Linked DNA regions of Homo sapiens: region 1 is linked to region 2. Evidence: read pairs that join two places in POLR2A ChIA-PET (ENCODE). Cell type or tissue: PC-9. All regions are shown on one strand. Links, peaks and the distances in the headings refer to the core of each region. The heading gives the core; the rest is flanking DNA. Region 1 overlaps MX1 (MX dynamin like GTPase 1). Region 2 overlaps FAM3B (FAM3 metabolism regulating signaling molecule B).

Region 1 (14,825 bases), core at 5,550-8,049, 98 kb after region 2:
CCATTCTGACCTTGGCCGTGGCGTGGGGATGGGGGAGTGGAGGGGTGGGAGGAGAAAGAGGGTACTGTATTAGAGTAACCGTGAGTCCAGAGCTGAGTTTTGGAGTTAGTATTTGGAGGTGTGAGTGGGGAATTTAGAGAGCCCGTTGGTCACAGTCTGTTCTGTCAAGTTGAATGGAAGCTTCTTTGGAGAAAGTGAGGCCAGTGGGCACAGTTGGAAATGTGTTCTGTGTATTTGTTTTATGTTTTATGCAATGACTTGTTTTTGGTTATATACATTTTGCAGCATATCTAAAGTGCTGTGTATTAGGAAGGGGTCTTATGTGGGAAGAGAGCATTAAAAATAAGTATAATGGGCCACACACAGTGGCTCAGTCCTATAATCCCAGCACTTTGGGAGGCTGAGGCAGGAGGATTCCTTGAGCCCAAGAGTTTGACAGAAACCTGAGCAACATAGTGAGACCCCCTTCTCTATAAAAGAAAGGTTAAAAAATTAGCCAGGTATGGTGGCGTGCACCTGTCAGCTACTAGGAGGATTGCTTGAACCAGGGAGGCTGTGATGAGCCGTGATTGTGCCACTGCACTCCAGCCTGGGCAACAGAGCAAGAATCTGTCTCAAAACAAAAAACAAAACAAAACAAGCAAGAAAGAAATAGGTATAATGATATTTTAGTATCAGTGAATCTCACTTTACAGATTAAAGATTTAGGGGTGAAGTGGGGTTTTTTGGCCACCATTTTTCATTGTGACCATCAGATCTGAGGTCTTAGGGGTTAATTATCTGAAACTTCATGGTTTTCCCTGAGCCTATAGCTCTGCTTCTGCCACAGATAATTTATTTTCTCATAATTCCAGCTTGGTACCTCCAGGGTTGTGTTTGTGGGTTCATTTCTCCAAAGTTACTTCTTTTGGGGGAAATACCCCTGGGACTCTTAGGGCCTAAAGCAAGTGCAAGGTCAGGACTTGTCTCACCTCTCACTTGCCTTTGCCATACTCACGAGTCACCTCCTCTCATTTCCTTACAGATCAAGACACTCATCAAGAAGTACATCCAGAGGCAGGAGACAATCAGCCTGGTGGTGGTCCCCAGTAATGTGGACATCGCCACCACAGAGGCTCTCAGCATGGCCCAGGAGGTGGACCCCGAGGGAGACAGGACCATCGGTGAGAGTGGGGGAGCCCCACTGTGCTCAGTGAGAATGGGGGAGCCCGCCTGTGCTCGGTGAGAATGGGGGAGCCCACCTGTGCTCGGTGAGAATGGGGGAGCCCGCCTGTGCTCGGTGAGAATGGGGGAGCCCGCCTGTGCTCGGTGGTCTGCCAGTGGGCAAGCGTCCCTCCAGTCTCCATGGGCTTTGCTCAGTGGGGACCTGCCTCCACTAAGACCTGCTAAGGGAGCAGGTTTGGTGCCCACCAAGGCCAAGTGAAATGAGCTGCTTTTGACTCTCACTGGCTAGGTTGCCTTGTAAGCCTTATCTACTTGCTCAGAAAGGCACAGTGGGCTCGGAAGCAGGTCAAACTCAGGAGGCACATGGTACTCATTAAGAATGCATTTGAGATGGGATGTCCATAACTCAAGGGATAAACAAAACGTGGCGTGTTCTACAGTGGACCCGGGTGAAGGAGCTTGGGGAGAGCCACATGCTGTTCTGGGAGGCATCCCTGCCTTCACGCGGCTTGTCGTGGAGTTCTTTTCTGGAGCGGGGCTCCACTGCCCCCATGGTTCTGCAGGGGCTATGGCCTGTCCTCAAGCAAGGATGGGAGGAAACCCTGGGAGGCCGGGGGCGTGAGCAGTTGTTCGTTCACCTCTGCCTCGTGACTGAGCACGTTCTCTCCCCAAATACATCTGGCTCGCAGGAATCTTGACGAAGCCTGATCTGGTGGACAAAGGAACTGAAGACAAGGTTGTGGACGTGGTGCGGAACCTCGTGTTCCACCTGAAGAAGGGTTACATGATTGTCAAGTGCCGGGGCCAGCAGGAGATCCAGGACCAGCTGAGCCTGTCCGAAGCCCTGCAGAGAGAGAAGATCTTCTTTGAGAACCACCCATATTTCAGGTGCGCTTGCCTGGGTTTCATCATGGATCAGTCCAAGCCCAGGATGTCAGGCCTTCCAGGGGACAGTGGCAGCCGTCCCACAGATGTGTGGAGTGTGTGTGTGTGTGTGTGCGTGTGTGTGTGTGCGCGTGTGTGTGTGACTATGCTTGTTCCCCAACAAGGACTATGGAATTCACCTAGAAGAATAGGAAGGGGATTACAAAATACTGCCAAGAAAAAAAAAACTAAAAACCAATCAAAATAGGGAGAGAACAATGTACAATAATTTACGTAGCATGGTGCTGGAACCATATTTTATAAAAACATAAATAGAAGAGAATAGGAAAAAAGTAGAAAGCCCAGAAATAGACCTAGATATATATATTTGACACATGATAAATGCAGCATTTCAAATCAAATAGTGGACTATATCAGCTTGAGTATCTATTAGTGGTGTTAGGATAATTAATATTTGGGAAAAAACTAAAATACTGCCCTTACTTATCTCATTATACCAAAATAGTTAAAGTTTAAAGTTAAATATTAAGAGGAAGCAATAAGCATCTCAGAAGAAAGGTAGGTGAATAGTTTATAAGATTTTTCTATCCCTCCTACCAAAAGTGACATTTTTTAAAAGGAAAAGACTGACAAATTGGTAAGATTTAAAATGATGAGACTATGTAGAGTTGTAAACATTCTTACATTCAGTTCTCCCAGAAGCCTACAGAGAGCCATTACTCAGAATTCCAGGAATATCAAATGGAAACTTACATCCTGTTCTGCACATTCACAATTGCCAGAAGATGAGATGATTCAGTGTCCATTGATGGATGGATGCAGAAAGCAATGTGGTCTGTACAAAAACATGGAATACTTTCAGCCTTAGAAAGGAAAGACATTCTGACACATGCTACAACATGGATGAAGCTTGGGAACATTCTACTAAGTGAAAGAACCCAGTCGTAAGAGGACGGATACTGTCTGATTCCACTTAGCTGAGGTCCCTGGAGTAGTCAGATTCATAGAGACAGAAAGAATGATGGGCACCAGGGGCTGGGAGAGAGAGAATGGGCAGGTAGTGTTTAATGGGGCCATTGTTTCAGTTTGGGAATATGAAAAGTTCTGAAGACAGACAGTGGTGATGGTTGCATAATAGTGTGAATGTACTTAATGCCACTCAAGTGTACTCTTAAAGATGGTTAAATGGTCAATTTTATATGTAGTTTACCACAATTTAGAAAAATTGACAGAGAAACTGAAGCTTAGGTATGAGTATACTCACAAAAAGGCACAGAAACTCATGCTTCACTGCTGCCTTTATCCTAAAATGTCCTATAAAATGTGGGAAACCCTGTAATAACTCACTCTGTGAGCACAAATTTGGATCGAGTGAGAAGATACTTGACTTCCTTCCTCCAGGCAGCCCATGGTTTAAGTTTTTATCTTGGACAAGATATCTTGTGTCTCTTCTCCTCAGTGTTCTGCTACCCATTTATCTCAATATGCTTCAATGTATTTGTATGAAGATATGTCTGTATCCATTATGATCACCTACACATATTACACATAGAAGGGGGTATGTGTTATAAAAACATATCTATACATGTCTGTGTATTTTTGTGATGACCAAGTCTATAGTCAGACACCATGATACACATTTATTATATCAGCTGGAAGAGCTCATTCCATATCATTGTGGAAATATCCTAGATTGCTAAAATTCAGTCATAATCCTATTCAATCCAGTTCTGAGTATTTGTTGGGTACCAACTGCAAGACATTCCATCCAGTTGTAAGCAACTGAAATTTGCCTTGACTTTCCCCAACAGCAAAAAGGCAGACATGCGTGTTCTGGCTACATCAAGGTGGAAATCGGTCCTGTGTTCTCTTCTAGGGATCTGCTGGAGGAAGGAAAGGCCACGGTTCCCTGCCTGGCAGAAAAACTTACCAGCGAGCTCATCACACATATCTGTGTAAGCACGGGCAGAGCTGTGGGTTCTCTAAAAAGAATACTACGACCGCAGAGCTGAACCTTGCTGGCTTCTTAAACATCACTGTACACACAGATCTTCTGAGGATCTTGTTAAGATGCAGTTTCAGATTCTGTGGGTCTGGAGTGGGGCCTAGAATTCTGCATTTCCAGCAAGCCCCCAGACAATGTGGATATTCCTTTTCAGGGGACCACAGTCAGGGGGAATGCTGATAGACTATATCTACTGGGCCAAAATAAAAATTAAAATCTTATGCACAAGCTACTAACTCTTCCTTTCTCATTGACAACCACTATTATAATGTCTTAGTCATTCTAATGAACATATTTTTTAACTTCTAAAAGCTTTGTAAAAGCTCTCTGTGGTTCTTTTTAAAAGTCTGCCTGAATATAGTGTCTTCCTTTTTCAAATTTTCTTTTCTTTTCTTTTCTTTCTTTTTTTTTTTTTTTTTTTTTTTTTTGAGACAGAGTCTCACTCTGTTGCCCAGGCTGGAGTGCAGTGGTGTGATCTCAGCTCACTGCAACCTCTGCCTCCTGGGTTCAAGCAATTCTCCTACCTCAGCCTCCTGAGTAGCTGGGATTACAGGTGCCCACCACCATGCCTGGCTAATTTTTGTATTTTTAGTAGAGACAGGGTTTCACCATGTTGACCAGACTGGCCTTTTTCAAATTTTCAACTCAGCACCAGAGTGCAAGGTCTTCCACGTGGTCCCCAGGAATGCGGGTGCATAACAGGGTTGTTTCCAGCCGACCATGATGAGTGCAGAGCTCTCTGGGGTCCCACTGTATGCAGAAAGAGGATGCTTCCTTATTAGATTCCCCACCTCGAGCAAGCCCATGGGGATTGATTTTTTGCCTCTGCACCAAGTCAGGTTCATAAGTTCCCGTTCGAATTTTCTTACCTAGACAGATGCCCTTGTGGCTGAGCCGGGCTTCATTGCTGCCTTCTCCTTGAGCCCCTGCCTGGCCACTGTTACTGGGGCTGGCCTCTGACTACCCCTCACTAACTTGTGAGTCCACCGATACATTTAAAGGTGCAGCTTTCACATGTCAGCTGGCATTTTTAGATGTTTGCCGTGGAAGGGTGAGCCAGCATATGGCGTCAACCGTATTGTTAAAAACATAAGTCTCTGATCACTTTTTATTGATTGCAAGCAACATAAAAGTTGTTGAATCTCAAATTGCTCCAAATGCCACTTTTTCAGAACCTACTAGACAAGTGGATCTCTCCAGTCTCCCTCCAGAGAGTTTACCTAATATGACCACAGAGGAACTGCTCCCGGGTCACTCTGCCGGGGCCTAGGACCCATGCACAGTGGGTGCCACAGTGCTGCTCATGAGGCTGCTGTCGCAGGAGTGGGGAAGGGGGAAGACCTGGGCAGAAAACAGTGCCCCCAGTGTGTGCCCCCCTGCACCTCCCCCGGGTCTGGAAAAGCTTCCTTTTAGAGGAAGCCAGGAAGTCAAATGGCCCACACAACTCCTCTGCAGAGGGAGGCCCGGGACCTCCTTTTCATTCTCTGTTCATCTTTACACATTTCCATTATTTTCTCTCCATTTTCCTCAGAAATCTCTGCCCCTGTTAGAAAATCAAATCAAGGAGACTCACCAGAGAATAACAGAGGAGCTACAAAAGTATGGTGTCGACATACCGGAAGACGAAAATGAAAAAATGTTCTTCCTGATAGATGTGAGTGTTGCCAGCTGCATGGAGCTGGAGAAGCACATGTCATGGTCAAAAAAGGGACCCTGGGCCTTATGCACTTCCTTCTTCACTCCCCCAAGGCTGATCCAAAGACATCTGGCCCGTAGCACTCAAAGGGTGGACAGGGCTGAGGGAGGCAGGGCAGGGAGTGCAGATGTGGGGGTGGAGTCAGCAGCGAGGGATGCTCAGGCTGCGTTGTGCCTACTCTGTCACGAGCATCACCCAGATCCCTAAGGCAGTAAGGGGTGGGATAGGATTTTCTAGTGCCAAAACCTCTTCTTTCCCCTGATCCACAGTGTCCCATAAGAAAGCAAAGAATGACTCCCCACCCTCCACATAGGCACGGCCTCCAAATGACCTTGACACTTGGATTTGAAGTCTATCCACTTATACTGATGTTTTTCTTCTTGACAGAAAGTTAATGCCTTTAATCAGGACATCACTGCTCTCATGCAAGGAGAGGAAACTGTAGGGGAGGAAGACATTCGGCTGTTTACCAGACTCCGACACGAGTTCCACAAATGGAGTACAATAATTGAAAACAATTTTCAAGAAGGTGAGTGTCTTAGTCCCTTCTTTTGGGCTGCTACAACCGAATACCTGAGACTGGGTCATTTATAAACAGTAGAAACTTATTGCTCATTGTTCTGGAGGTGAGAAATCTATTCTTAAGGAATCAGGAAATTTGGTGTCTGGTGAGAGCTTGTTCTCTGCTTCAAAGATGGCACCTTCTAGCTGTGTCCTCTCATGGGATAAGGGACGAACAAGCTTCCTCGGACCTCTTTTTTACAGGGGTACCACAGGCATACCTCAGAGATATTGTGGGTTCAGTTCCAGACAAAAAGAATATTGCAATAATGCAAGTCATATAAACTTCTTGGTTCCTGGTGCATAAACAGTTCATTTATGCCCTACTGCAGTCTATTAAGTATGTAATAGCATTAGGCCTAAAAAATATGTATGTACCTTAGTTTAAAACACCTTATTGCTAAAAAATTGCTGGTACAGAAACAAAAAGTGAGCATGTGCTACTGGAAAAAAATGGTGCTGATTTGCTTGACATGGGATTGCCACAGACTTTCAATTTGTAAAAAATACGGTATCAGTGAAGTGCAATAAAACAAGATATGCCTGGAATGCCATTATGCGGGCAGAGTGCTCATAACCCAATCCTTCCTAAAGGTCTCCTCTGTTGATACCATCACACTGGGGATTAAGTTTCAACATAGGAATTTTTAGGGGACACCAACATGTAGACCATAGCAATGAGTCAATACCGTGGTAAACCTGATACGTTGGCTTAAGACAGAGAAGAGTGGGGCAGTTGGGGAGGATGGTCAGGATAAGGAGCTAGTGACAACTAAAGCCATGTTTGCTCTCTTCTATATCACTGAACCCAAATGACCATCCACTGATGAATTGATAAACCAACTGGCTTGTGTCTGTGTGTAGCGGTTGGCTTTGGCTGTCATAACAAAGTACCACAGACTTGGGGGGGCTTAAACAGTAGAAATTTATTTTCTTACAGTTCTGGAGGCTGGAAGTCCAAGATCAAGATGTTGGTGGAGCTGGTTCCTTCTAAGGCCTCTCTCCTTGCCTTGCAGATGGCCTCTTCTCATTGGGTCCTCATGTGGTTGTCCCTCAGTGTGTGTGTCCTCATCTCCTCCCACAAGGACACTAGGCAGATGGGATGAGGGCCCACCCTAGTGACCTGATTTCAATTTAATTACCTCTTTGCCTGTCTCCAAACACAGTCAGATTCTGAGTTTCTGAGGGTTAGGACTTCAACATTGGAGTTTGAAGAGGTCACAACTCAAGCTCAGCCCGTAACACCAAGTCCTGGAATATTTCCAGCCACAGACAGGCACAGAGTGCTGGTCCACAGCACCCCATGGATGAACCTTGAAAATGTCATGCTGAGTGAAAGAAGCCAGCCACAAAGGCCACACGGTCTATGATTCCATTGATAGAAAATGGCTAGAACAGGCAAACCCAGGCAGGCAGAAAGCAGAATAGTGGCTGCCAGGGGCTGGGGAGGGAAAAGTGGGAAGTTATCACTGATGGGTGATGGATGTGGGGTTTGGGAGTTATGTCTGGGGATGGTCGCACAACTTTGTGAATATACTAAAATTCACTCACCCATACACTTTTTTTTTTCTTTTTCTTTGGAGACAGGGTCTCACTCTGTTGCCCAGGCTGGGGTGCAGTGGCTCAGTCTCGGCTCACTGCACCCTCTGCCTCCCAGATTCAAGCGATTCTCCTGCTTCAGCCTCCACCTCCCTAGTAGCTGGGATTATAGGCACCTGTCTAATTTTTGTATTTTTAGTAGAGATGGGGTTTCACCATGTTGGCCAGGCTGGTCTCGACCTCCTGACCTCAGGTGATCACTGGCCTCAGCCTCCCAGAGTGTTGGGATTACGGGCGTGAGCCACTGTGCCTGGCCTGAACCATATATTTTTAACAGAGTGAATGTTATACTATGTAAATGACATCTCAATTAGAAAAATCCTTATGGGAAAATATTTCCTGACTAAAAAAAGTGTTCTAGATTACCACTCAAAAAGGAACTCAAACCCTCTGAACTTCTGATGGGGCTAACTCTCTCTAGTGTGGATTGTTGGGAGTACAAATCATTCCAAAAGTTTAAAGAAAAATGCAGCATCTTACACAGTGAACAGTGCTACTGTATCACATTCATACAAGTTGATGTGCCTGGTTTACTCTGTTATCCCATTTGACTTGTAAACACTTTCTACACATGGCAATACTTTCGACACATGAATATGTGATGTATTGTTAATTCCAGAAAGTGTTCATGCTCATTTCTAATGGGCATGCAGTTGAGGGCAAGGAGTGTATTATGGTACAATTTCTTTGGTAAAACTAAAATTGGATTCACAAAACTTCATACTCGAGTACGTTTTTAAGAAGGGGTCTTGGCCGGGCACGGTGGCTCACGCCTGTAATCCCAGCACTTTGGGAGGCCGAGGCAGGTGGATCATGAGGTCAGGAAATTGAGACCATCCTGGCTAACACGGTGAAACCCCGTCTCTACTAAAAATACAAAAAAATTAGCCGGGCGTGGTGGCGGGTACCTGTAGTCCCAGCTACTTGGGAGGCTGAGGCAGAAGAATGGCGTGAACCCGGGAGGCAGAGCTTGCAGTGAGCTGAGATCACGCCACTGCACTCCAGCCTGGGTGACAGAGCGAGACTCTGTCACAAACAAACAAATGAAAAAAAAGGGTCTTACTCGAAGTTTCTGCGTATGTGGGTTCCTGGCATCGTACCTGGCTCTGCACTCCCCTTCCTGAGATGACTAAGGAAAATTATCTTCAGATCTGGTTTTGTGTGTGTGTGTGTGTGTGTGTGTGTGTGTGTGTGTGTGTGTGTGTGTAATCCCTGGATATTTTTAGTTTACCAGTTAGATTTGATTTGATACCACTTTTTCTTGCCATTTATATTTTCAGAAAATTTAGAATGGTATTGTGTTTAGAAAAATGTGCAAGATTATTTTTGTAAAATAATTTAGAGGGTTTTTTTTCCTGCTATAGGCCATAAAATTTTGAGTAGAAAAATCCAGAAATTTGAAAATCAGTATCGTGGTAGAGAGCTGCCAGGCTTTGTGAATTACAGGACATTTGAGACAATCGTGAAACAGCAAATCAAGGCACTGGAAGAGCCGGCTGTGGATATGCTACACACCGTGACGGGTGAGTGCTCAGTTTCACCTCTGAGCATTGATTTCTAAAGAAAGGAAAGGTTCGAACCAAAGCCAGCACCAAACTTCAGCACTTTCCTCCTGGGGTGCATCCCACACCAACGAGCAAACCTCTCATTCTCCAGATGCCAAGTTGGTATTCAACAATTCAATTCAATTCTGACACTAACTACCCTCAGTCAGTGTGGACCCCATAGCTTAAGGGCTCAGTTCCACAACACTGGCCCCAACTACAAATGCCGGTCACAAGTCCCAGACCTCCTATTCTTCTGATGGACTGTTTATAAATCAAGGTTCTTGCGACCCATTCCTCAGGTCAACCAAGAACTCTGGAACACACTTCACTGACATTTACTGGTCTATTAGAAAGGATTTGATAAGGGGCACAAATGAAGCTGTTGGAGAGGCACATAGTAGGGGCCTGAACACAGAAGCTTCTGTCCCCACGGGGTTGGGGGCACCATCCTCATGGCACAGAGATGTGGTCATCAACCAGGGAGCTCTTGGAACCTCACCGCGGAGAAGGTTTTATGGAGGCCTCATCATGAAGGCATGATGGAGGATTGACTCAATCTCCAGGCCCTCCCTCCTCTGTGGAGCTGGAAGTTCTAAGTTTCTAGCCAAGGCTTGGTCTTTCTAGTGCCCGGCCCCAATCCTGAAGCTATGTAGGGGCCCACCAGGCATCATCTCTTCAAAACACGAGATACTCCTAAGGCTGGACATTCCAAGAGATGTAGGGGCTCTATGTTAGGAAATGGGGACAAAGACAAAATATTTATATTTTTCCTATCACACCACACCTCCCCCCTGCTCCACTGCTATGCTGGCTTCACACTCAAAATCGGCTGTTTATTTGAAATCTCCGAGGAGTAAAGCCAATGGTTCCATAACTGCACGTGTAGATGTGTTTGGAACCTTTTGGAGTGCTGTAGGAATCTAGGTGTGTCACGGATAGGTAGGAAACTAGATCCTACTGTGGATCCACTCCCTTCTTGAAATGCTTTGCTTTCTTGGTTTTCCAGGTATTAAATCTCTATTCTTCATCCTCTCCTTGACTGACAGTATCCTTACTCACACTTCAGCTGCCTCATCTTAGCAGTAATTAATAATCACTCATGGATCCATGAACTAAGGAGCTGGAGATAGCCTCAGAACAGCTCATTCAGAGGTGTATTTCCAGTAAAATTGACCTTTTAGCCCTGATAATCATATACCAAAACCTGCAATCATGTTGTTTTGGTCCATTGTAGACTCTTAACTCATTCCAGAGGAAAGTTTATAATACTTAGAGCCTTATAGTCATAAAAATCAACATAGATATACCTATTTCTTTTTCAGAAATGTATGACATGGAGATCAATAAGAGGTTTTCAATCATAAAGATACTATACCTTGTATTACAATAAAATTCTGTGAGGAAGTAGAATAGAAATGAGTTTCAAAAATAAAAGATAAATAATATAAATTTTTTAATCTAAGAGCTTGTTCTTGTATTTTTTTCAAATGGATAATGTAGACACTCAAATTCCATTGATATATTTAAGAGTGATTTGACTTATATTAAGAGTTGTATTATAAAATATTAATATTTATAATTTAAAAGAAATTACATTCTTTGCAGCTATTTAGGATAAAAAGTTTAAATATCAAATAAATGTATGCCAGGGGTCATTTGCTTTTAAGATTCTTCCAGCAAATTATTAAGCAAAAAGAGCATGCCTTGCTTTTTCATGGTAAAGAGAAGAAGGGAGCGGGGAGAGGGGAAACTTTACTTCATACCATTTGATCCTCATATTTTTTTGCATCTTAAGAAGAGAACAAATGATCCTACCAATATTGAACTATTTTTCTCTCTTTGATTAGATATGGTCCGGCTTGCTTTCACAGATGTTTCGATAAAAAATTTTGAAGAGTTTTTTAACCTCCACAGAACCGCCAAGGTAAAACCAACCATGTGTTGTTTAAAAAAAAAAAAGAAAAGAAATTAAGCTTGACACTAGAAAATAGATTTCTTGGATGAGGATTATTTCAACTTTATTGTATACTTTTAGAACAGCAAATAACATCACTCACTAGTGCTTCTTCTGATGTTACCGGTGATGTCTGGTTAAAAGCAATAAAGGAGGGAGTGCTTAAACGCACAGAACAAGAGATCCACAGTTAGCGGAGAAGATTATCACATCTAAGGGCAATGGCTCCAAATCCAGAAACTCACTGAGGAAACTACATATAAAAATAGAATATTTCTGGCCCGAGTGGGCATGATGAGCCTGTAATCCCAGCACTTTGGGAGGCTGAGGCCGGTAGATGACTTAAAGCCAGGAGTTTGAGACCAGCCTGGCCCACATGGCAAAACCCCATCTCTACTAAAAATACAAAAAAGTAGCTGGACGTGGTGGTGCATGCCTGTAATCCCAGCTACTTGGGAGGCTGACACTTTAGAATTGATTGAGCCCAGGAGGTGGAAGTTGCAGTGAGCCAACATTGCATCACTGCACTCTAGCCTAGGCGATGGAGCGAGACCCCGTCTCAAAAAAAAAAAAAAAAACAAACAAAAAAACTTTCCATCCAGAGTGAGGAAAGAGCCTACAGGAAATGAGCCTGGGGGACAGACTGGGCCAAGAGACCAGACTTAGCCACTCTTAGAAATAGGTGTCCCCGGCACAGATGAGGAGCCTGGCCCCATGATTCACCAGCTGGAGGCCTTGGGATGTGCCACTTCCAGCCTGTGCCCCTGACTCCTCATTCATAAAAGAAGACTGATAAGGCCTTCCTCAGAAGGTTGAGATGGACGTGGAGTAAGATGTTTAGGATGCACCTGCCACTGTGCACTGTGCCTCTCCTCAAGGCCTGGAGGGTCCAGGGGTGAAGTTTCTCCTCCTCAGGTTTTGGCAACCAGTTTCTCTAAACCCCGGGAACATAAAACATAATTTTCTGACTTAAACATGGCTTTCCTGCTCATCCCTGTGGATTATCTGATGGATATGACAATCCTCGCCATCAGATATAGAAGCCCCTAAAAGAGAAAGGAAAGAAGCTGAGTTACGGGGCCTGAAAGCAAGCCTGTGCAGGTCCCCAGGCCCCGGGATGGGGGTCCGGCCCATCTGTGGCTCAAGCCTCCTGGGAAGCTCTGACCCTCAGCCAGGGCTAGAAACCTGCCTTAGATACACCAGGGCGCGGCCCAGAGGGCTGTTCCAGGAAACGTGCTGTTTCACTCACGTTGGGTAACCTGGTATTTACGGACTTCTTACCTACTTTCCTGTGACTCAGGAATTTGTGTCTTGAGGGAAACTGTATTTATTTATTTTTTACTGTAGTCCAAAATTGAAGACATTAGAGCAGAACAAGAGAGAGAAGGTGAGAAGCTGATCCGCCTCCACTTCCAGATGGAACAGATTGTCTACTGCCAGGACCAGGTATACAGGGGTGCATTGCAGAAGGTCAGAGAGAAGGAGCTGGAAGAAGAAAAGAAGAAGAAATCCTGGGATTTTGGGGCTTTCCAGTCCAGCTCGGCAACAGACTCTTCCATGGAGGAGATCTTTCAGCACCTGATGGCCTATCACCAGGTACGTCTTCGCGTGGTTCAGGATGCCAGCTTCCATTCTTTCCTTTTCTTCTGAACGCCTCTCTCTTTAGTCTTGCTCTCTCTGTAGGTGACGTTGGTCAGCTCTGTCGTTTACCTCCTTGTTAGCCTCCTGTATTAGTCCATTTTCATGCTGCTGATAAAGACATACCTGAGACTGGGCAATTTACAAAAGAAAGAGGTTTAACGGACTTACAGTTCCACATGGCTGGGGAGGCCTTCTACCATCACGGCAGAAGGCAATGGGCACTTCTTACCTGGCGGCGGTGGCAAGAGAGAGAATGAGAGCCAAGTGAAAGGGGTTTCCCCTTATCAAACCATCAGATCTCATGAGAGTTACTCACTACCATGAGAACAGTATTGGAGAAACTGCCCCCATGATTCAGTTATCTCCCCCTGAGTCCCTCCCACAACAGGTGGGAATTATGGGAGTACAATTCAAGATGAGATTTGGGTGGGGACACAGAGCCAAACCATATCGCCTTCGTAGAAGCAGCTCAACCTCAGACAGAGAGATGGTGGCTTAGAGCCAGTGACATCTGGTTTTGATGGCTGTCTAGCTCTGGCCAAGTTACTTAACCTCTCTGAGCCTCAGCTTTCTTTGTAAAATGGTGTCTCCTCATAGATTCTAGTGCATATTCCAGGAGACGAGTGTGGATGATGATAATGGATTGCTAATGGAAAAACCAAACTCTGTTAAAATATTTGAAAGAGGTTTATTCTGAGCCAAATATGAGGGACCATGGCTCTGGGAACAGTCTCAGGAGGTCCTGAGGAAGTGTGCCTGAGGCTGTCAGGATGCAGTTTGATTTTATACATTTCAGAGAGGCAGGAATTGTAGGTAAAATCATAAATCAATACATGGGAGGTGTACTTGCCCTCCCTAAAGAGGCAGGACACCTTGAAGGAGGGGGAGCTTACCGGTCATAGGTGGGTTCAGAGATTTTCTGGTTGACGATTGCTTGAAAGAGTTAAACTTTGTCTACAAACTTGACATCAATAGAAAGAAATGCCTGAGTTAAGGCAGTGTTAGAGGCCAAAGGTATGTAGATGAAGACTCTGGGTAGCAGCCTTCAGAGAGAATAAATGGTAAATGTTTCTTTTCAGGCCTTAGAGGCAGCAGGCTCTCAGTTAATCTCTCCTAGATTCAGGGAAGGCCTAGAAGGGGAGAGGTCTGACTGCATTAATGGAGATTCTCTACAGGTGCAAATTCCCCCCCCACAAAACATGGCAGGGCCATTTCAATCTGTTGGTCCTGTTACAGCCGTTTCAAAATATGTCCACAAAATATATTTTTAGGTAAAATATTTGTATTTCCTTTAGGGTCTGCAATCTGTCTTGTGATGCTATACCAGAGTCGGGTTGGAAAGTAAGCCATTTTATACTGAGTTCATGGAAACTCATCCAAGGAGATTTCATGGTTTGTGGGGTGTGTGTGACTTAACCCCTGCCTCACATGACTTTATAATATGGTATCTTACTACTCCAGAGTCTTTTTGGCCAACCTTATGATCTCAATTTCAACCTAAACTCCAAAAGGGCCTGGCTTCTCTTCCTGTTACGGCCAGGAATTCAGATTTTCAGGTTTCTCTGGGGTCCACTTGGCCAAGAGGGGGTCTGTTGAGTTGGCTGGAAGGCATAGGATTTTATTTCTGGTTTACAACAATTTCCTTAGTGCAGCATTGGAATGCAATGGTAGCAGACTAAATGGAAGCTATCGCGTAGACACATGCTTTGGTTGATACTGCACGATTCAGTTAACCTGAAGTACAATCTAATTCATCCTAGGGAAGGAGGCAGT
Region 2 (14,825 bases), core at 7,945-10,444:
GAGTGAAGTTAAAAAATGTTGTTTGCAGTTCCTCATAGATTTAAAAATATTTTATTAAGGTTATAAAGAGTCAGATGTCTATATTAATCAAGGCTCTCCAGAGAGACAGAGCCAATGGCAGTGGGAGGTAAGAAGAGAAAGGAAAGAGTGGATTTATTTATTAGAGAAATTGGCTCATGCAATTATGGAGGCCAAGAGGTCCCACGACAGGCCATCTGCAAGCTGGAGACCTTGAGATGCTGGTAACATGGCTGAGCCCAAGTACTAAAGCCTCAGAACCAGAGAGGCAGATGGTGTAATTCTCAGTTTGAGAATCAATAGGAGATGGGAGGTCTGCTGGTATCAGTCTTGGAGTCTAAAGGCGGGGGAGCCTGAAGTTCTCATGTTCAAGGTAGGAGAAGTAGAAGGGTGTCCCAGTTCCAGCAGAAAGAGAGAGAGAGGCAAAAGGGGACTGAAGTTGTCTTTTTTTTTTTTTTTTTTTTGAGACAGAGTCTCACTCTGTCACCAGGCTGGAGTGCAGTGGCGCCATCTCGGCTCACTGCAACCTCCGCCTTCCAGGTTCAAGCGCTTCTCCTGCCTCAGCCTCCTGAGTAGCTGAGGCTACAGGCGCACACCACCATGCCCAGCTAATTTTTGTATTTTTAGTAGAGACAGGGTTTCACCATGTTGGCCAGGATGGTCTCGATCTCTTGACCTCATGATCTGCCTGCCTCAGGCTCCCAAAGTGCTGGGATTACAGGCATGAGCCACCACACCCAGCCAAAGTTGTCCTTTTATAAGGAACCCATTCACTCCTGTGATAACAGCATTAATCCATTCAGGAGGGCAGAGTCCTCATGGCCTAATCACCTCCTAAATGTCCCACCTCTTAATGCTATTTCCACATGAGTTTGAGAGGTAACAAACATTCAACTCATAGCAATGACCAAAGTCATATGAAATAATTACTTTCCCTGTAGTTATTTTACATTGAATTAATTTCCATTTGCTTTCAATGCTAGGTTTGTTTTTCTTTGGGTTTCATTTAATTTTTGAATATATATTTATTTGGTTCAGAAATCAACATTATGTTTGAATATTACATGTCCCAAAAAAGGAGGCTCAGAGAAATCTTCCCTGTATTCTCCACCTTTTCTCCCCACCTCTTGTTCCCATCTCCATTAATTTTTTAATTAGTTTTTGATTTATTCTTCCAGTATTTCTTAATGGCAAAAAATAAGCTATATATATATATAAAATTAATACATACCTATGTATATTTTTATATACAGGTATATATATGCATGTATACATGTGAATATATGTATATGTGTGTATGAATATGTGTGCATATGTGTATATACACATTATACACGTATACACTCATATGTACACACACATTTATATCCTTTCTTACATAAAAGGTGGTAAACTCTATACACAGTTATGACCTTGGCTTTCTTCACTTAACAGTTAATAGAGATTACTCCATATCAGTACATCAGGCTTTTCCTCATTTCTTTTATTGATATGTGGTATTCCATAGCACGGATGTGTCATAGTTTATTCAACTAGTTCTGCACTGATAGGCATTTCTGATGTTTGATATCTTTTGGTATTACCAGTAATGCTGCAATAAATAACCTTATGAATATATCATTTTGTAATAAATTATGATAAGGCGAGCAGTTGTGTAACCACCATCCTGGCTAAGAAATAGACTATCACTAGCACCCCATAAGCCCTCTGTGTACCCCTTCTGAAATGCAGCTTCCTCTTTCCTTCCTGCCCAATGGTAACCTGGATTTTTTTTGGTGGTGATTTATTTCCTCACTTTTCTTGGTAGTTTTACTGCCTAAGCATGCATTGCAAAATACTGTTATTTAATTCAACACTTGTTTAATGTTGTCTGTTTTGGACTTTGTATAAGTGGAATCATAAACCAAATACTCTTTTGTGTCTGAGATTTATCCTTCACGTTGGATGTAGCTGTTGTTCTTAGATGTTCATTGCTGTATGATACTGCATTGCATGAATATGTTACAGTTATCCATTCTATTGTTGAATGACATTTGAGTCATTCCCAGTTTGGGGTTATTATGAACAGTGCTGTTTATGTCTCTTGGTGCACATGCACATACATTTTTGTTGAGTGTTTTTTTGAAGAAGGATTCTCACAACTAGCCTCAAATTCAGTGATACTCTAGAAAAATTCCTAAGACCCAATAACAGGTTACACTTATAGGTAAGTTTTCTTACAGCAAAAGACACAGAGCAAACCCTCCTGCATGTTCTGCTGATGGTGAATTCTTCCAGTTTATGTTTCTCTGAAATATCTTTACTTCACCTTCATACCTGAAAAATAGTGTGGTCTGCTGATAGTGAATCTTTCCAGTTTACGTTTCTCTGAAATATCTTTATTTCATCTTTGTTCCTGAAAAATACTTTTGTAGGCTGTGTTAGCCATTACTTTCTTTCAGCACATTCAAGGTACTATTCCACTGTCTTCTAGGTTCTATATTTTCCTTTTGAGAAGTCAGCTGACAGTCTTATTGTCGCTGCTGTGAAAGTAACTGCCCATTGCCCTCGTCCCCGTCACCTTAGAGATTCCTTGTCTGGTTTTCAACATTTGTACTCCAATGTGTCTTTTGTTGTTTTATCTTCTTTGGAGTTTTTTTGAGTTTCTTAAATTGGTAGGTATTGAAGTCTTTCATCAAATTTAACAAATTCTCTGCTCTTGTATCTTCTGCCCATTCACTTTCTCCTCTTCTTCTGAGATTCTTAATGAAACATATATTAGACCTTATCACTACTATAGTCTCTAGAGCCTATAGTCTATTTTGTATTTTCCATTTGTTTACCTCTCTGCTCTTTATCATGGACAGAGTTGTTTTCCATTCACTAATTCTCTCACCCACTGTACCTAATCTGCTGTCAAACCCATTCAATCACTACTGATTTTAGGTTACTATATTATCTTAGTTTTAGAAATTCATTCTGGTTCTTTTTAAAATCAGCATGTCAGTTTTGGTACTTTTCAGTTCTGAAATTTTTAATTTTATCAACCATGTTTTTGAATACATTATAGTTAAAGTCTGAGTTGGATAACTCTAGCATTTAGAGTGCCTGTGAGTCTGTCACTATTATCTACTGTTTTCTGCTGGTTCCATTGTCTCTTGTGTGCGTTGGCCTTTTTCCTCACGTGTCAGGTTTCATTTGATCCTGCACCTGTTTTTTAAAAAAATTGAGGCATGGGATGATATCTTCTTCTGAGGAATTATCTTTGCTTCTCCCAGGGACCTGGAACCTTTAGCAGAACAGGATGACCTGAATAAGTGTTAAAGATTTTCTGGGCCACCTAGTTGACTAAAAACTAGGCTGAAGTTTATACAAGCTCTGATTTTTTTCTGGTTTGCTCTCACTTTCAGGATTCAACCCTTTGTGACCCCAGGCCAAATAAGATGTGGGAGATTTAACATGGCCCTGACCCTGGCTTCCAACTTCTGTTCCCTTGGCTCACATGGTTGTCAGAAGGGCTGTTCACTTCCTTACACACCTTTTCTGGAATCAGCAAATTCTCCTTGGTTAAAAGTAGCTTTTAAACGCTGGACTTACCAACCTGAAATTTAGTCTTCTCCCAGATCTTGGCCTGGGAAATTCTTAACTACCTTATTTGGTCTCTAACGTATACAACCAGATCTTTAACAACAACAGCAACAACAAAACTTGCCTCATGTTTTCTGCTTTTCTCCATGAGAAAGTCGGTTTAGATTAGCCGATTTTCTATTATCAGAAATCTCTTTCTGCTTCAAGTTATTATGGAATAGTCTCTAAACCTGTCAAAAAGCACTAAGCCTAGAAAACTCATAGGGGAGTTTAGGTAAAGGTGTCAAAACAAAATATTAAAGTTCCGTGTTCGCTATTCCAAAGCATGGAAAAAGGAGGAAGCCTTCCAAATTATTTTCATAAAGCTAACATGTCATTGATTCTGACACTTGACAATGGGAACATGCACATATACAACATGCACACACACAATTTCTGTGATCTTCAGCAATAATTACCATCTCCAGGTAAGTCATTTAGTTTTCCTGATTTTAGGGCACAATCCTCTTGAATTTGGCATTTCATATTCTACAATTTAAAGGTTAAAAATTAAGTGACATACTCAGGCATGGTGGCTCATGTCTATAATCCCAGCACTTTGGGAGGCTGAGGCGGGCAGATCACTGGAGCCCAAGAGTTCAAGACCGCCCTGAGCAGTATGGCAAAACTCCGTCTCTACAAAAAAATTTTTAAAATTAGCCTGTTGTAGTGGTGCACGCTTGTACTTCCAGCTACTTGGGAGGCTGAGATGGAAGGATTGCTTGAGCCCGAGAGGCAGAGGTTGCAGTGAGCCACGATTGCACAACTGCACTCCAGCCTGGGTGACAGAGTGAGACCCTGTCTCAATAAATAAATAGATAATAAATTAACAATAAAGTGCATCTGTGAAGAGCCTGAGCTAAATAAATGTTAGTTTTTCTTCCCCCTAGCCATTTGTCTAAATTATAAGATTGAATGCAGTGTCCAGGTCCCCTGAGAGTCCAGGTCCCCTGAGGGACTGAGTCTGTAGACACTGAGAATAGATGTGTGTGGATGAACATGGGGGTGGCGGTCTCGGGAGCTGCACCAAGGCGAATGCAGACTTTCAAGGAAAAGGTGGGGGACAGCAGATGAGACTGACATTTGGTCAGGCGAAGACTTCGCGGAGCGGGGAGAGTCGCACGCCTCTTGGTACTTGACTAATGCTTAGCTCCATTTCAGACTTATGGGAGAACAGCTGGGAAATGTTGCCAGAGGAATAAACATTGCCATTGTCAACTGTAAGTTACTAAACATTTTCTTTAAACTTCTCTAAAAGCTCTCTGGTCAGATTTTCAAAGGTACCTTGGGTTTTCGAGACTTTTGCGCGTGATTTAGTCTAGGTTTGTATTTTAATGCATTTTAAGATTATATACTCAATTATTTTTACAAGTCTCACTTCACAGATTATTTGTGGTTCTAACAACAAATAAACAACTGAAAACCAAATATAGACTTTATTTTAAAAAAAGAAAAAAACAGAGGGATAGGCCAAAGTTAGGGTTAACACCAGAAGGGCCGCCAAGGGGGTGCAGCCTGTGGTCCTGGACTGAGCCTCTCATTTGCTCCCAGAGTCCCAGTGTCTGCTCAGGGGCTGACACCATAGACCATCTCATCCTTCTGTGTGATAAAAGCCACTGCAACCTCGTGGGAAACAAAACTTGGCCTTTCTCTTAGGTCTGGAATAAAGCTCTCTCACAGTTGCCTTTGAGGGGCCCAGAGGAGAAGGAAAGGGTTTCCCACAACGTCCCTGTGAGTGAGTGGGCCGCATAGCCCCGAGACGTGAGGGCTGTGGAAGTGAAGATAAAATGCTCCCAATCTGACAGCCCTGAAGGAGGCTGTAAAGTAGGAAGTGGGCAGGCTGAGGGGGCTCTGGTGTTTCTGTGGGATGAGGCGGGTGGGCCTGGCTGAGGGGGCTCTGGTGTTTCTGTGGGAAGAGGCGGGTGGGCCTGGCTGAGGGGGCTCTGGTGTTTCTGTGGGATGAGGCGGGTGGGCCTGGCTGAGGGGGCTCTGGTGTTTCTGTGGGATGAGGCGGGTGGGCCTGGCTGAGGGGGCTCTGGTGTTTCTGTGGGATGAGGCGGGTGGGCCTGAGTGAGGGGTCTCTGGTGTTTCTGTGAGATGAGTTGGGTGGGGGAGGTATTAGTGTTCCATCAGGTGTAACCCAAAGCAAACTGGAAGAAAGTTCTAGCACAGCTTCCAGCACTTTCCTTTGACCTGGTTTTGGGGACTCTCCTCAAGGGGCCCGCCCTGTCTCTGCAGGCTGGGTCATTACATCAGTGGTGTTTGCTGGAGATAGACAGGGAAGAAATATTTCCTTCCCCAGGCCCTGGTGCCACAAGTGCGCCCTAGTTCTGTGAACTTTCTTTTAAAATACCATTTCTTTTATTTTCAGATGTAACTGGGAATGTGACAGCAACACGATGTTTTGATATGTATGAAGGTGGTAAGAAAATTTTTTCTGTTAAAATTCAAATGAATTTTAAACAGAAAATTAAGATTAAAAAGCACAAAGAAAAATGTCAACCATTTTTATTTTGTCTACTAGAAAAACGCCAGCAGCTCTCCTGAGTAATCTAGAGTGGTCTTATGTAGATCCTCTTAAACTCTAATTGAATTCATAGAACATTTGAAGGCATCATCTAGAAATGTCTTTTCTTCTGTTAGTTTTCCTCAGTCTTTCTCTTTTTAGCTCTCATGATATAATAAGAAAGAGAAAAAGCCTTTTTTTTAAAAAAAAAAAAAAGCCAAATACATTATATGTAAAATAAAGCCACCAGCATCCAGCCCTAAATATCATCATCCTTTGAAAGCTGTCACGATTACTCCTGGTGACTCACAGTGCTCTGCTGGGCTCAGGGCAAGCATTCCCGGAACCCACGGGTGCCCAGTCTTTCTCGATGGTCTCTCCTTTCTAGGCACTGACTCTTGACTGCAGTTGTTGGCCAGGATATACTATCCCCTCTTATTTTTATATATCAATGAGACTTTCAAAAACAAGTTTTTATAAAGATAGTGAAGACGAAGAATAGAAAACGCCTGCACCCACCCAATAAGAAGGACACAGTTGTACTCTGCAGTTAACCTAAGCAGAACAGTAAATAATGAGCCGCAGCGGTGAGTAACAGGGTTTGAGGTTTACCTTTATTTTATAAGGCATAGATAAGTCTCTTGGCACAGACTTGCCCACGGTCCACATGTCTCGTATTTGAGTTCTGTGGGAGTCTCTCTCCTGCACACGTCGGTGTGTTTGCAAGGCCACTCTGCTCAGTGGTCGTGGTGTGGGTGTGGGTGTGGCCCTTTATCAGTGACTACAGAGAACACTCCACCTGTGCCACACAGGCTGCTGCTTGTTAAGAGTTTGGTGATCTCATTTCTAAGGAGGGTTTTTTTTTTCTACCAGGGGCTCCACTTCTCTTGTTTGTTGGTCAAAAAAGCTCCTTATCTTGACCCCCTTTCACTACTGCCCTGAACACCTATTGCAAGTGTTAGGTTCTTTTCCTTCTACGCTGTGCCACTCACCTCAGATAGTCCCTATGGTACCCCAGTGAATGTTCACACGTCCAGAGCTAGCACACCATCTGCAGGGTTGAGCAGCGAGCGCTGGGACCCCCAAGGATTCAGAATGGACACAGAATGCAGGTGCAGGAGGAAGCCCAGCACCCAAGGCAGAGCCTCAGTGAACAGCAAAGACCCTAAAACTGACTTGCATCCCCCAATAGATAACTCTGGACCGATGACAAAGTTTATTCAGAGTGCTGCTCCAAAATCCCTGCTCTTCATGGTGACCTATGACGACGGAAGCACAAGGTGAGTGGGTGTAGGTCTGTCACAGCGGTGGGCAAGAGAAGCCAGCTGGGGCAGAGGCTGCCAGGGTCTCTCAGTGACATCCTCTGGGGACAAGCAGAAAGTCCAGGAGCAAAGTACTTCTCTAAGGAAAAAGAATGAAAGATCATGACAAAATAGATGGCATTTCTTTAAAAAAAAATTAAATCACTAACCACAGAAGTACTAGAACCTAAATCAAAGGAGTATTTCAAGGAATCAAGACAAAGCCACTGTTGACCATAATTAGGACAGACAAACTAACCTCCGGACAGAAAGCCTAAACCCAGGGTGGCATTAATAGTTACAGCAATGTGAAAGGAAATTGAGATAATTTCCCTATAGAAAGAGGAAAAGAGGCTGGGCGCAGTGGCTCACACCTGTAATCCTAGCACTTGGGAGACCGAGGCAGGCGGATCACGAGGTCAAGGGTTCGAGACCATCCTGGCCAACATGGTGAAACCTTGTCTCTACTAAAAATTAAAAAATTAGCCAGGCATGGTGGCATGCACCTGTAGTCCCAGCTACTCAGGAGGCTGAGGCAGGAGAATCGCTTGAACCCAGGAGGCGGAAGTTGCAGTGAGCCAAGATTGCACCACTGCACTCCAGCCCGGTGACAGAGCGAGACTGTCTCAAAAAAAAAAAAAAAAAAAAGAGGAAAAGAATAAAGAAATACACACATACACATTCAATACTGTACTAGAAGTGGATGTAGCTCAGTGCCTCTCAGAGTGTGTCCTACTAAGTAAACCAAACCTGTGTCTTTGCTGCAGAATGTCTAAGAACCTTCAAAGTGCTTATTTGTGTGGTGAATTTCCCAGACAGGGCTACTGACCACAGCATTTCCCAAATTTATCAGATTCCTTTTTTCATGGAGCATCTTACCAAACTGAAGTTCCTTGGCACATACTTTGAAAAATTCTGACTTAACTCACTTAGAACAATCTAAACTTAACTGTTTACTTTCCTGTCTACCCTCCTGTCACTTCCTCTAAATCTTAATGTTTGCAGTGGCAGTATTGTTTTACATTTCTTTTTCCTTTTTGATGTGGACTTTTCTGATTATGAAAAGGGGGCAGTTTTGGCATTTGCTTTCATCTTTCAGCAACTTCTCTCCACCTTATTTTGTGGTCACTAAACAAGGGGCAGAGCAATAGCCGAAAATTGTATTGGCTGAGTGTGAGCCTGAGATTGAACCCCAAAGCACAAGGGCTTTCCAGAATTGAGAAGTAGAATTCTGTGCCCCAAACTGGGGCCTAAAATGGCTCTGGATGTCCAATGGTTAACTAGAAATGTGACATTCTCAAGAAGCATGTGTGCCTCTTAGCTGCCACTGTGTGTCATGCACTGCAGCAGGAGATGAATGTGTTTAGAAACCTCCATCCAAGGATGCACAGCGTAACACATCCAGAGCAGAGTTCCTCTCCTCTCCACGTCTCCCTGAGATGCTCACATGCTTTTCCCTTTGTCCTGCAGACTGAATAACGATGCCAAGAATGCCATAGAAGCACTTGGAAGTAAAGAAATCAGGAACATGAAATTCAGGTCTAGCTGGGTATTTATTGCAGCAAAAGGCTTGGAACTCCCTTCCGAAATTCAGAGAGAAAAGGTGAGTGGTTTTAAAATGTCCCTTCCCACCAATGGTGAGTATAGTAAATGCTGTGCCTTGAAAACGTTCCTGGTGGGTTATAACTCCGTCTCCAAACATAAGAGTTGTGTCAGCTGTTTCCATGAGATCAGCATTAGATCCGGACAGAAGTTTCAAACTTCTCCAATCTCTTTCAAAGTAGAAAATTCTGAATGGGCTGTTGGTATTGGTTTTTCACCATGCTGCAGCCAACATGGTCTGTCCTGGGCCTCTCCTTCCTTGGGCAGGAGGTTTACCTCCCCAAGCTCCTGCTATGGGGAAAGTAAGAGAGCTCACCTCTTAGGATGGCTGAGAGCATGAACAGACATGGTGAATGCAAAACACTCAAAACAGGCTGGACACCAAATCAACACTGCACAAATCTGGCTTCCATTGCTGCTGCTGCTGCTGTACTAACTGGGCACGTGATTGATTCTAAGTCCCTCCCTTTATGGCCTTTATTTATCAAAGAGAAGTAAAGAGCAAAAGAATGGCGTTCTCACTTATTAACCACTAAGTCTCCTGTGAAAATTCCAACTGAGGGTTTGCAAAATGTGTGGGAGTAACAAGCTGAGCATCCGATGACAATCACAACATCCTGGAGAATTTCAGAGGGTTCTGCTCTCCAGGAAAAGATGCTGCAGTAACCGGTGCTGCAGTAACCGGTGCAGAAGAGGAGGAAATTGTGCTGCATGACCAAGGCGCGAGACTTCCCCACTATACCTTCTGAGGATAAGGGCCTCCTTTCCACTTAGCCAGAAATTCCCAGAAAGCAGAGATTTCTACATCTCCAGGGTGTGCAATAGGCCGCTTCTGATTTCAGGCTCTGACATTTGGTCCCAGTCTGCCTCCTTGTGCTGTGGATACGGGTCTGGGAAGAAAGACAAGCAACAGAAGCAGCTCGGCATCTTCTTGTTGCCATGACCACCTGAGGTAGAGGAGAAGGGGGCTGGATAAGGTGCGACTTCAGCGCAGGCCACACAACCAGACAACTTGGAACTGGTTCCCAGGAAACCCTAGACCTTCTGTGACCCCCTCTAGTCTCATGTTCCGGAGGCCCGGAAACCATGGTTATTTTAGCATGCATCTACACAAGCATGCTTTCCCCTTGTGACTTCATGTTCCTCTAGAGCCAGGAAGCCAGCCCTGCAGAACGTGTAGGGAATGTTTCCCGGGGCCCTGGCCTCGACCCCTCCTTGCTTATGACTGTGCCTGGGCACTTGCATGCACAGTGAGCCCTCATGGGTCTGCCCTAACCGAGAGGCACTCCCTGAGCTCTGATTGGTGGGGCTCCTTGGGCCCCACCACTGCCTGGACCCACACTGAGGGCAAGCTGAACCAGCCACACAATAGTGAAGCCGGGGCTTACGGTCCTGTGTTAGTTTTGCGAGGGGACGTCGTGTGATCTTAAACAAGTCACGTCACCTCTCTGGGCTCCAGCTTTCCTGCCTCCTCCAGGGCCAGCAGCTGTGCTGCAGTGTGCACCCCATTCTCCCCGGGATTTCCTCAGGCTGACCCTGGGGAGCGAATACTGGGTCCCCATCTCTCCGATCCCTTGTGTGATCCATGCCACAGGCTGTCGTCTTGAGAATGTCCAGGCTTTATCCAGCTGGCTGTGTGGTCTTGGAAAGTTATCTAACCCTCTGTGCTCAGAATCATCACCTGTGAGAGGTGAATAAAGATAGTTCCTGCCACAGAAGGGCTCCTGAACATGAAAGAAGAGAAACACATGGATCTCAGAGTGGAGTCCTGTAACCCAGAACAGCTGGGCCTTCCTGGAGCTCCCCGGGTCCTGCCCCACCAGCCCACCCCAAACCCAGATCCCTCCGCACAGCTTCTGCAATCAATGTCTCTCCCAACTTGGGTCTCCCCAAAAACCAGTGATGTCCAGGCTGTGCGCAGGACAACTGAACCAGCTTCTCAGAGGGTGGGGCCTGGCCTGGAGATTCTGATGCACGGGGAAGGGAGCCTCCTTGCGTGGATCTCCAGGAGAAAATGGAGGCCCTGGTTTCACATACACACCCACACTTCCCCTTAACAGCGTCCTCCGACTTCTCTGCTCCTTCCCCGGCTCTTACCCTGTTTTCCTCCTCCTCTTTCCTTCCTTCCCAGTTCCACAGTCTCTTCAGCATCTCCAGGGGCCTTGTCCCACCTTATCTAACCACCCCAGCTTATTTAACTAGCAAGGGCGGCGGTGAGCAGGTACTCCTGGCAGCCCGGGCGTTGTGCCACACAGGGACCCCCCCATGCACACGAGCGTCTGTGGTTATTATTACTACCAATGGTGCGGTTCTCCAGCTGATTTATGAGAGTGTCCAGACTGTACCAGAAAGGCTGGCATGTGAGGCTGAAATCCTTTTTAACTCAAATGTTAACATCTCATCAAACAGGTTCTTCATTAATGTTTAAGTCGTAGAAAACAAAAACCTCATTGGAATTGCACAGAGGAAGTTGTAGTCCTTCCTTATGATTTCCTTCATATGAAAGAGTTTCTGGAGCAGGAGAAATCAAGAAAAAGACTGGACGTCAAAGCCAGGGCTGAGTTTAGAGAATTGGAATGTGTTTGGAAATGGTGGCTCCAAGTGAATTTCAGGAAAATGCCTGTTTTGCCCACCTGTGTCAGCTAAAAGTTATCCAAGTTACTACAGGAGTATAAAGACGAGACCTAAACACAGCAAGCAGTCAGTGCTGGAGAGTTACTAGAGGTTCTGTGGTTTGGGGGCGCTAAAGGATGTTTGCTCAAATGTTGGTGAGGTCTGGACTGGTAGCCAGGGCTTCAAGACAGGTCTTACCGAGACCTTGAGAGAAGTGCCACTGGAGGAATCATTTGTGTCTGTGTTACTTTGGCTATTCAGACTTGCAGGTGGTGTATTTCCCTAAGGGTGGTGTACCCATGTTGGGAGGGCCTCCTGAGTCCTCAGGGGTCTCCCCAGCCCCATGTTCACTCCCACTCCACCTGCTATTCCAGGAGTCAGCTTTCTAGGCACAGCGCCTGGGCCACTCTCATGCAGAGCCTTTAATGACCCCACTACCTGCTGAATTGAATTTTAAAGTATAAGGAACTTCAAAGATTATTCCATCCAACCTCTTGGTTTTATAGGAGGAAGGAAACTGAGAAATAAATAAGGACAGGAGTCTTGGAAGTGAGGGTAACCTGGTTCAGATCTGGACTTGGCCACCCCGACTGCATGACCTGAGTTTGGCACTTCATAGGCCTGCGCCTCTTCTGCACCCTGAACTGTGGGTAGCGGAGCCTGCCTTGCTCCCTGTGTGTGTGACAAGCATGATGCAGCAGGAGGAGCCATCATTCTCATCGCCTCCAGCATGGTCTGAGTCTTGTCTCTGGTGATCCTAACTGGAGCACAGACCCTTGTCTTCAGCCCCACTCAGCCCCTCCCATGCTTTGTGTGCTCAACACTCCAGCAAAGCCTCATGAGTGGCTGCTCTTACCATACCCTGCAGCGCTTTGCCACTATGCTGGCTCTGTTCAGGTCTCGTCTTTATATTCCTGCTGTAACTTTCCACATGTGGACCTCTGCACATGCCTCCCTCCATGCAGGGGGTGCCTTCACAAAGCCTTAAAGATCCACCTCAAGGCTGTTTCTTCTGAGAAGCCTCTCTGGCCCTGCCACTGCTGCCCGTAATGCCCATGGCATTTTGTACCTTCCCTGAGAAAGAAAGGGAAGGGAATGGAAGGAAGGAAAAAGGGAAGGGAGGGGAGGGGAGGGAAGGGAAGGTGCATTATCACATTAGAAAGGAAGAAGTACTTAGGCCAGGCGCAGTGGCTCACCCCTGTAATTGCAGCACTTTGGGAGGTCAAGGCAGGCGGATCACGAGGTCAGAAGTTCAAGACCAGCCTGGCCAACATGGTGAAATCCCGTCTCTACTAAAAATACAACAAATTAGCCAGGCATGGTGGCGGGCGCCTGTAATCCCAGCTACTCAGGAGGCTGAGGCAGGAGAATCGCTTGAAACCAGAAGGCAGAGGTTGCAGTGAGCCAAGATAATGCCACTGCACTCCAGGCTGGGCAACATTAGCGAAACTCCATCTCAAAAATAAATAAATAAATAAATAAATAAATAAAGGAAGAAGTAAAACTATTTCTGTTTGCAGGTGACATGATTTTATGTATACTAGGCTGGTGCAAAAGTAATTGCACCAACTTAATGGAAATCCTAAGAGGTCCACTAAAAAACTATTTGAACTTATACCAAGTTTAGCGAAGTTGCAGGATACAAAAATCAATGGAAAAACTCAATTATACTTCTCTTTACTTGCAATGAACAACCTGAAGATGAAATTCAGAAAGCAATTGTATTTATAACAGTATCAAAAAGAATAAAATTCCTAGGAATAAAGTTAACGTAGGAGATGCAAGACTAATACACTGAAAACAATAAAACATGTTGAAAGAAATTGAGGACTTAAAAAAAGATATTCCATGTTCATGGGTCAGAAATTTTAATATTGTTAAGATGTCAATACTTTCTTAATTGATCTACAGATTTAACACAATTCCTACTAGAATCCAAGTTGATATATTTTGTAGAAATTGACAAGTTCATCCTAAAATTCATATGGAAATTCAAGAGACTCAAATAACAAAAACAGTCTTGAAAAAGAACAAAGTTGCAGGGCTCACATGTTCCAATTTCAAAACATAACACAAAGCTGCTGTGATTGAGATACTGTCACTCTGGCATAAAGATGGGCATACAGAGAAATGAAATAGAATTGAGACTCCAGCAGATGTGCATGTTCTCACATTTTTGATCAATTGACTTTAGGCAACAGTGCCAAGATTATTTAATGGGGAATGAATAGTCTCTTCAACAAATGGTATTGGGAAAGCTGGATATTCACATGGAAAAGAATAGACTTGGACCCTACCTCATACCATATACAAAAATTAAGTAACAATAAATCAAATACGTAAATGTAATGGCTAACACTATTAAACTCTTAGAGGAAAACAGAGGCATAAATTTTTGTGACTTTGGTTTAAGCAATGGTTTCTTAGATATGACACCACTAACAACAAAAGAAAAGTAAGTTGCCCTTCAGCAAATTAAAACTTTTGTCCTTCCAGCAAAAGAAACTATCGAGTAAACAGACAACCTTTAGAATGGGAGAAAATTTTTGCAAAGTACGCATCTAACAAAAGTCTAATATCCAGCATCTAAAGGAACTTAAACAAATTTACAAGAAAAAATATCCCATTAAAAAGACAAAGGACATGAACAGACATTTATCAAAAGAAGACATCCATGTGGCCAACAAGCATATGAAAAAAAGCTCAACATCACTGATCCTTAGAGAAATGCACATCAAAACCATGATGAGATGCCATCTCACACCAGTCAGAATGGCTATTATTAAAAAGTCAAAAAATAACAGATGCTGGCAAGGTTGCAGAGAAAAAGGAATGCTTTTACACTGCTGGTGGAAGTGTAAATTAGTTCAACCTTTGTTGAAGACATGTGGCAATTCCTCAGAGACCTAAAGACAGAAATACTATTTGACCAGCAATCCCATTACTGGGAATATTCCTAACAAATTATATTTGTTATAAGTAAAATTTAATATTCAAAAAGCAAAGGAATAGAAATTGTTATATTATAAAGACACGTACTCACATATGTTCATTACAAAACTGTTCACAATAGCAAAGACATGGAGTCAACCCAAATGCCCATCAATGATAGACTGAATAAAGAAAGTGTGACACATATTCATCATGAAATAATATGCAGCCATAAAAAAGAATGAGAT

Evidence for each region. Peaks named below come from ENCODE experiments on the same cell type or tissue, not always from the same donor. Only the 100,000 strongest peaks of a DNase experiment are listed, where the experiment ranks them.
Region 1: POLR2A ChIA-PET joins it to region 2 with 27 read pairs; 2 of 35 experiments call an interaction of 5 or more read pairs at or near these places.

The regions. Positions count from the first base shown.
Region 1 is chr21:41,439,863-41,454,687 of GRCh38, forward strand. MX1 (MX dynamin like GTPase 1) reads left to right here. Exons shown (of 17, transcript NM_002462.5): 9 at 1,025-1,163; 10 at 1,854-2,052; 11 at 3,926-4,004; 12 at 5,586-5,708; 13 at 6,138-6,279; 14 at 9,275-9,433; 15 at 11,305-11,381; 16 at 12,759-13,007. Among named protein-coding and RNA genes, the nearest start is that of MX1, 21 kb to the left of the region's middle. RefSeq lists an enhancer at 12,333-13,532. In PC-9, for the core only: no CTCF peak of the experiment used is centred there; a DNase peak (open chromatin) is centred at 6,929.
Region 2 is chr21:41,339,691-41,354,515 of GRCh38, forward strand. It overlaps FAM3B (FAM3 metabolism regulating signaling molecule B), which reads left to right. Exons shown (of 8, transcript NM_058186.4): 4 at 4,786-4,844; 5 at 5,996-6,046; 6 at 7,323-7,410; 7 at 8,902-9,034. Among named protein-coding and RNA genes, the nearest start is that of MX2, 15 kb to the right of the region's middle. In PC-9, for the core only: no CTCF peak of the experiment used is centred there; no DNase peak of the experiment used is centred there.